Regions from separate parts of the Homo sapiens genome. Here region 1 is linked to region 2. A link is a loop called in an ENCODE intact Hi-C map of the cell type or tissue named here. Cell type or tissue: Caco-2. All regions are shown on one strand. Each heading gives the region's core, and the rest is flanking DNA. Links, peaks and the distances in the headings are about the cores only. Region 1 overlaps LYPD6 (LY6/PLAUR domain containing 6). Region 2 overlaps LYPD6B (LY6/PLAUR domain containing 6B).

Region 1 (2,918 bases), core at 96-2,595, 340 kb after region 2:
CGTGCACATGGGTGTGAATTTCATAAAAATTATATTTTCCAATTGTTGATGAAGTTCTCTTTCCCATTTCTGATTTTAGTTGAATGCCTGTTAATCTAATAGTAAAAGACTTTTGTTTCACAACCTCTGGGAATACCATGTAGTTGCAGAATATGAGATTTTAGAGACAGAAACTAACCTGGTGGAAATTCAAATTCATCTTTTATCTTTTAGATAAAAGCCTTTGAAATCCTTTTAGTGTGAAGTTATCAGCAGGCTTGATTCTCATATTACCTCATTACTAACCCAAGGAGTTTTCAAAATGCATAGAGAACAATGCTCTGTGGCTGAAACTAGGTTTTTATCACTACTCCAGTCCAGTGATAAGCCAAATGTGGCCCACCTAGTTCTACTTGGGAAATTCTGCCTGCTCACCCCGATAAACCTTTGGAGATCATGAGATCACAACACATATAGAAGGTTCTCATAAGTTGTGCACTGAAGAAACCTGTTCGAGTTTATTTGAGCATTTTCAAAACTTCTTAAACCACAGAACCTTTTTCCACATTAACATTTCATAACTCACCTAGGGTTTTTGTAAGATAAGAAGTGGAATAAATGCTTTTGAAGGATTGATGCTTCAGCACTGAGGTCTGTACTGCTGGAAGTGATGGCAGTGTTCTCCATATATTTTTGTTTCATGGATTGGACTGGGTGAAGTACAAGAAAAAATTCTTACTGCACTGATCTCCCTTCTACCCCCAGAATGGCAAAAAATCAGCTTATTAGGTACTAAGGTTTTGCATGTGTTCCTGAAAAATTATTTTTATCAGTTGTTGCGTCTACTGTCATTCAATGGAATACGCTCTCCATTATGTATAAGATATTTTGTTAAAGATAGAAAAGTATGAACAAAGAAGTAGTCATATCAAGTTCACCAATTGTTATTTTAAGGCTTACTTAAAACAGGATAATTCACTACTTGGGGGAAAAGGCTGATTTCCAAAACTGCAGCTATGTAGTGATTTACTCATTCCATAAGCCTATGATCTTATCTGCTCGGATTTACATTTGGAGCAGTAAAACCTCTGGCAGCTGCTCTTAGCTGTCTGCATGAAGAGGAGACAGGAGATAAGAACATTCCTGATTTTATTGCTTTCTAGAACATTTGAAGTTGGGGTGGGGGTGGGAAAGATGAACCTATTGTGACCATAAACGTCCATCGAGTCTGATACCAAAGAAGTAAACCAGTCCTCTTAGAAGATGTGGTAAATCTCCCAGGCCACTGGCCTCCATTTGTCAAAACCTGTTAAGGCTTAAAAAAGAGGAGAGCTGCTGCCTCTTCTTCAACAGAAAAGCAATCACTCCAATGTTAAGATAGTTTAGGGCTTTGGGATAATTATTGCCAGGTAGAAAACTTTCAACTATTCTTATTGTGAGCTCCCCAGATGACCTTACCCTACTCCCAAAGAGCTCCATAGGACCCTGGGCAACCTTGGAGCAAGCTTCAGCCCAATCCAACTAACAATTCCAGCCGGGATGCAGTGTGGGACAGCATTTAGGGGAGGGTGTTGCCACAGACTCTGCCCAGGCACACCTGCCAATAGCATCACCACTGGGAAAGTGGCAGCTCTTAGTACGACTTAATTGGAGACCATTTGGGATTCCTGTCAGGTGAGGGTCTCTAGGAAGACTGTTAAAACCCCTGAGTTTTGATGACTTCCAGGATGTGTTGAAGGGTCTGTATTAGCTCATTCTCAAGACCTAAAATTTTCTTACGCTTTCTTCTTTGGACATTAGTTCTTCAGTTAAAAGCTGCCAAAATCATGACAGAATCTGGTGGGGGAGAGGGGAGGAATTTGTATTGCCTAATAAATAATCTCATAGAAGGTCATAATTCCATATTAGCCACTAAATATCTGAAATGTATAAAGCATGCAAAGTTGGATCCAAGATGTGGATGAAAAACAGCTCGGTGACATTTCTTAAGAATTATTCATTTTCTTTTTTAATGTGAAAGTAGAGCAAGAACATTCTCCTAAATCCCAGACTTAGAGAGCTGAACATTGCCTGGAGGCCATAAAGAATTACATTGACAAAGCCATTTTTCTTTAGTTTTTAAATTACACATTAAAAGTTCCCCCAAAGAATTTTGGAAGAGATCTCAAGCTTTCAGATTCATTAGACATAGAGGGACCTCTGGAAACTCCCATCATGGTCTTCATCTGTTGTCCTAGGAAGACACTGAAATCATGCTAGGGAGAAACGAAGCTCCTCAATTTTGGAAAAATGTTCATTATTGTTTCAGTCTTCGTCTGTAATGCACCCTGGACCCAGCTATGCTCATTGGCACAAAGTTTTAAATTGTTCTGCTCTTGTGAATAGCTGCTTCCCCCCAACACACACACACACACACACACACACACACACACACACACACACACACACACACACCAGCCACTGCTGTAGTGTTTTATCTCCTTGAGGACTACTGTTACCTGCCTAACTCATTTTAACCCTGAGTTCTTTGAACCTCTTTGTCCTTTCATCTTCCTTAAAATTGCTATGACTTATACCTCTTAAATCATCCCCGCAAAACCACTCATCCCCTAAAAATAAAAATCAGTCCAGTGGCAAAATTTGTTGAAAGGCAAGGAGAAACCATTGTGTCTTGGTTTATGGGAATAATGCTGGGCAGAGAAATCAATATTCTTTGAAGGTTGTCCTCCTACCATGGCAAAGTGGAGCTCTCCAAAGAGGTCTTTGGGGTTGGACATAAACTCAAAGCAGTGCACATCTTATGTGCTATTAGCTCTTTTCTGGAATGATAATGCTGACACTCCTGTTATTTTCCTTTTAGGCAGGTTTGGTCAACATTTCCCATCTCAAATATATTTTCTCTGTTGACAGAGACCAGATACTGCTACACTCAGCACACA
Region 2 (2,918 bases), core at 237-2,736:
GGCCAACATGGTGAAACCCTGTCCCTACTAAAAATACAAAAATTAACCGGGCATGGTGGCACGCACCCCCAGCTACTCACTCGGGAGGCTGAGGCAGGAGAATCGCTTGAACCCAGGAGGCAGAGGTTGCAGTGAGCTGAGATTGCGCCACTGCACTCCAGCCTGGCCGACAGAGAGAGACTTCGTCTCTAAATACATACATAAATAATAATTTAAAAATGCTGTAAAAGACCACAGTTCTTCACCGCAAGAATTCGTGAAGTTTTGGATGATTTAGCAGCACATATTTAGGAAATGTAATACTCACCTGATGTTATCCAGGAAGGCCCCCCGGGCTCCTTTGCTGTATGCTTTTCTAGTTAAGGACCCACTCCTGTGGAATCCAAGGGCCATTCTTCCTATTTTTACTGTAACCAAACAGCATACTGAACTCTCATAGATATTTACTCACTCATTTTCTGAAGTACTAATTCCCTTTGTTGAAAATATTAAAGAATGTCTTGTCCTTTTAATTCCTCACTGCACTAACCCCTCCAAGAATATGGCTTATAAATACAACACTTCTTGGGGGATGCCAATATATAGTCCTTTCTGGGGCCGAGACCAACTACCTTGTAATTATCAATGACGGTTGTTCCACTGGGCAGAGAACATTATCTCCTCTTTGCATATAGCAGATAATTGTTATCAATGCTCAGGGCAATTATGTGCATGTGGAAAACCCACGTAAAGGTGTGTTTAGTGATAAGTGCGTGGTCTGTTTTTTTGGCAGGGGTTCTGAAACCCGTGATGTTAAGTGGGCATCACACGATACAACGAACAGGTGTGCATGCTGGAGTAGCTCAGCATTCTCAACTAGGGTTGTCCTCAGCAACCCACGAGAGTAGCATCACTTCTAACAGTCCTGAAGTTGCATTAGCCGGGCAACTATTAGCCGTTATTGCCACTGCTCACTAATCCCTCTAATGGAGTTCATCAGAAATAGAGCCCATGAAAATATTAGATAGTTCATAAATAATTTGGAACTGGCACTTAAATGTGTTATGCATTTTTTTTCCCCGGCCAACAGACCTTTCTACTTGCTTGCTTTAGGATTACGTAAAAAGGAGCCCGAATTCTACAAGTTAGGTTCCAATTGCAGTGTTGCTCATCCCCAACTCTTTTCCCACCTCCCGCTCCCTGTACCAACCCCACTGTCCAAGTTATCAGGGAATGTGATGAAGAAATGGCCACAAGAAGCTTCTGTAGGTCATTTTCCTACAGCCCAACATTCAGGTAGACCCAGGCTCAGCAACCAGGTTACAAAGAAGCCTTTGAAGGATGATCTTTCTGTGATTTATTATTTTCTAAGAAGCAAGTTGGTGTGGATCGATGTGGTCAGACTGCATCTAGCAGAAAAATTCCAGGAGGAAATTGGGTTCTCCCAGTCAAACAGAAACTTTTCATGTTGCCTCATTTCCGCCATCCCAAACCTCTGGATTGGTAAAACCCAGGAACTCAAACACATCTTACCTCCCAGTCAGTGCTGTAACGTCACAAATCACTAATCTCCAACCCTGTTTGCCAAAGTCAAACAACGCCTGGCCCCGACAAAGCCCTTCACAAACAAAGCCACACCTGGCCTGCAAGTTAGGATAAGTAGATTACTCTCTAGACACAGCTGAAAGTTTAAGCTGCCAAAACACTCTTTCCTCTTCCTGGAGGGTTTTTCTTTGCTCTAAGCCCCTCTTCCACCCAGGGAAGCCACCCTGCCTCCAGGGGCCATGGAATTCTCTGGAGAATTTAATTCTGTCAGGAAACAAGTCAACCTCTCCCCCATCACAAATGTGGAGGACAGGCTTGGCTGGAGTGGATTAGGTTAGGAGGGAAAGTGGTGAGGAAGTCCTGGCTTGAGGTCTTGGTGGATTAGGTCTATGATACCACTTTCTCCCACTGTGAATAAAGTTGGTATCCTAACCCCATTTCCAAAGAACTCAGGCATCTTCGAGTACCTTAACTCCAATCACTCTCTCTTGAATTATATGCTATTGTTGCCTGATATTTTAGTTCTGACTCCTTTTACCATCACAGTGTAAATATTTTTTGTTTTACAGAGACGTTTTAAAAATACTCATTTAAGATTACCTACCTATATACCAACTTTTCTAATCCTTGACATTCCTTATCTCCTCCTTCCTAAAGTAAGGTCTTTAGATATTCTTTTGAAGTTTTGTTGATAGTAAACTCCTCTGTTTTTGTGTATAAGAAAATATATTTCTTTCTCATTCTTAAAAAATTTCCTCATTGGGTGTTCTAGTTAAGACTTATTTTCTCCTACCACTTTGAAGATAACTACTGTCAGTTTATAAGTAAATAAGTACAACTGACCCTTGAACTTGAGAAGAGATGCTTAAACTCTTCATAATTAAACAAATGCAAGTGAAAATGAAAAGAAGATAACTACTATCTTCTGACTTCAGTGTGGCTGCTGAGAAATTAGCTGTCAGTCTAATTGCTGACCTCTTTTCTGGCTGCCTTCATAATATTGTGGTTGCTTTTGGTATTCTGTAGTATCATTTCAGTGTCTCTAGATGTGGAATATAGTTGACTCTCGGACAATGGTGGGCTTAGGGGTGCTGACCCCTCTGCATGGTTGAAAATCCATGTATGATTTCTAACTCCCCCAAAACTTAACTACTTAATAGCCTACTGTTGGCCAGAAGCCTTACCAATAAACAGTCAATGCATACTTATTTTGTATGTTATATGTATTATATGTTGTATTCTTACAATAAGGTGAGCCAGAGAAAAGAAAATGCTATTACAAAAATCATAAGGAAGAGAAAATATATTTACCATTGATAAAGTGAAAAGTACGGATAAAGGTCCTCATCCTTGTCATCTTTACATTGAGTCAGCTGAGGAGGAAAAGAAAGAGG

What was found. Hi-C counts contacts between places; a loop is a spot of excess contacts. Peaks named below come from ENCODE experiments on the same cell type or tissue, not always from the same donor. Only the 100,000 strongest peaks of a DNase experiment are listed, where the experiment ranks them.
Region 1: it touches region 2 in a loop (7-fold over the local background); 1 of 110 quality-filtered maps calls a loop at or near these places.

Annotation. Positions count from the first base shown.
Region 1 is chr2:149,465,756-149,468,673 of GRCh38, forward strand. LYPD6 (LY6/PLAUR domain containing 6) reads left to right here. Exons shown (of 5, transcript NM_194317.5): 4 at 2,890-2,918. Among named protein-coding and RNA genes, the nearest start is that of MMADHC-DT, 120 kb to the right of the region's middle. In Caco-2, for the core only: no CTCF peak of the experiment used is centred there; DNase peaks (open chromatin) are centred at 386 and 1,096.
Region 2 is chr2:149,123,671-149,126,588 of GRCh38, forward strand. All of the region lies in intron 1 of LYPD6B (LY6/PLAUR domain containing 6B), which reads left to right. Among named protein-coding and RNA genes, the nearest start is that of LYPD6B, 86 kb to the left of the region's middle. In Caco-2, for the core only: no CTCF peak of the experiment used is centred there; a DNase peak (open chromatin) is centred at 1,581; H3K4me3 peaks cover 176 bases.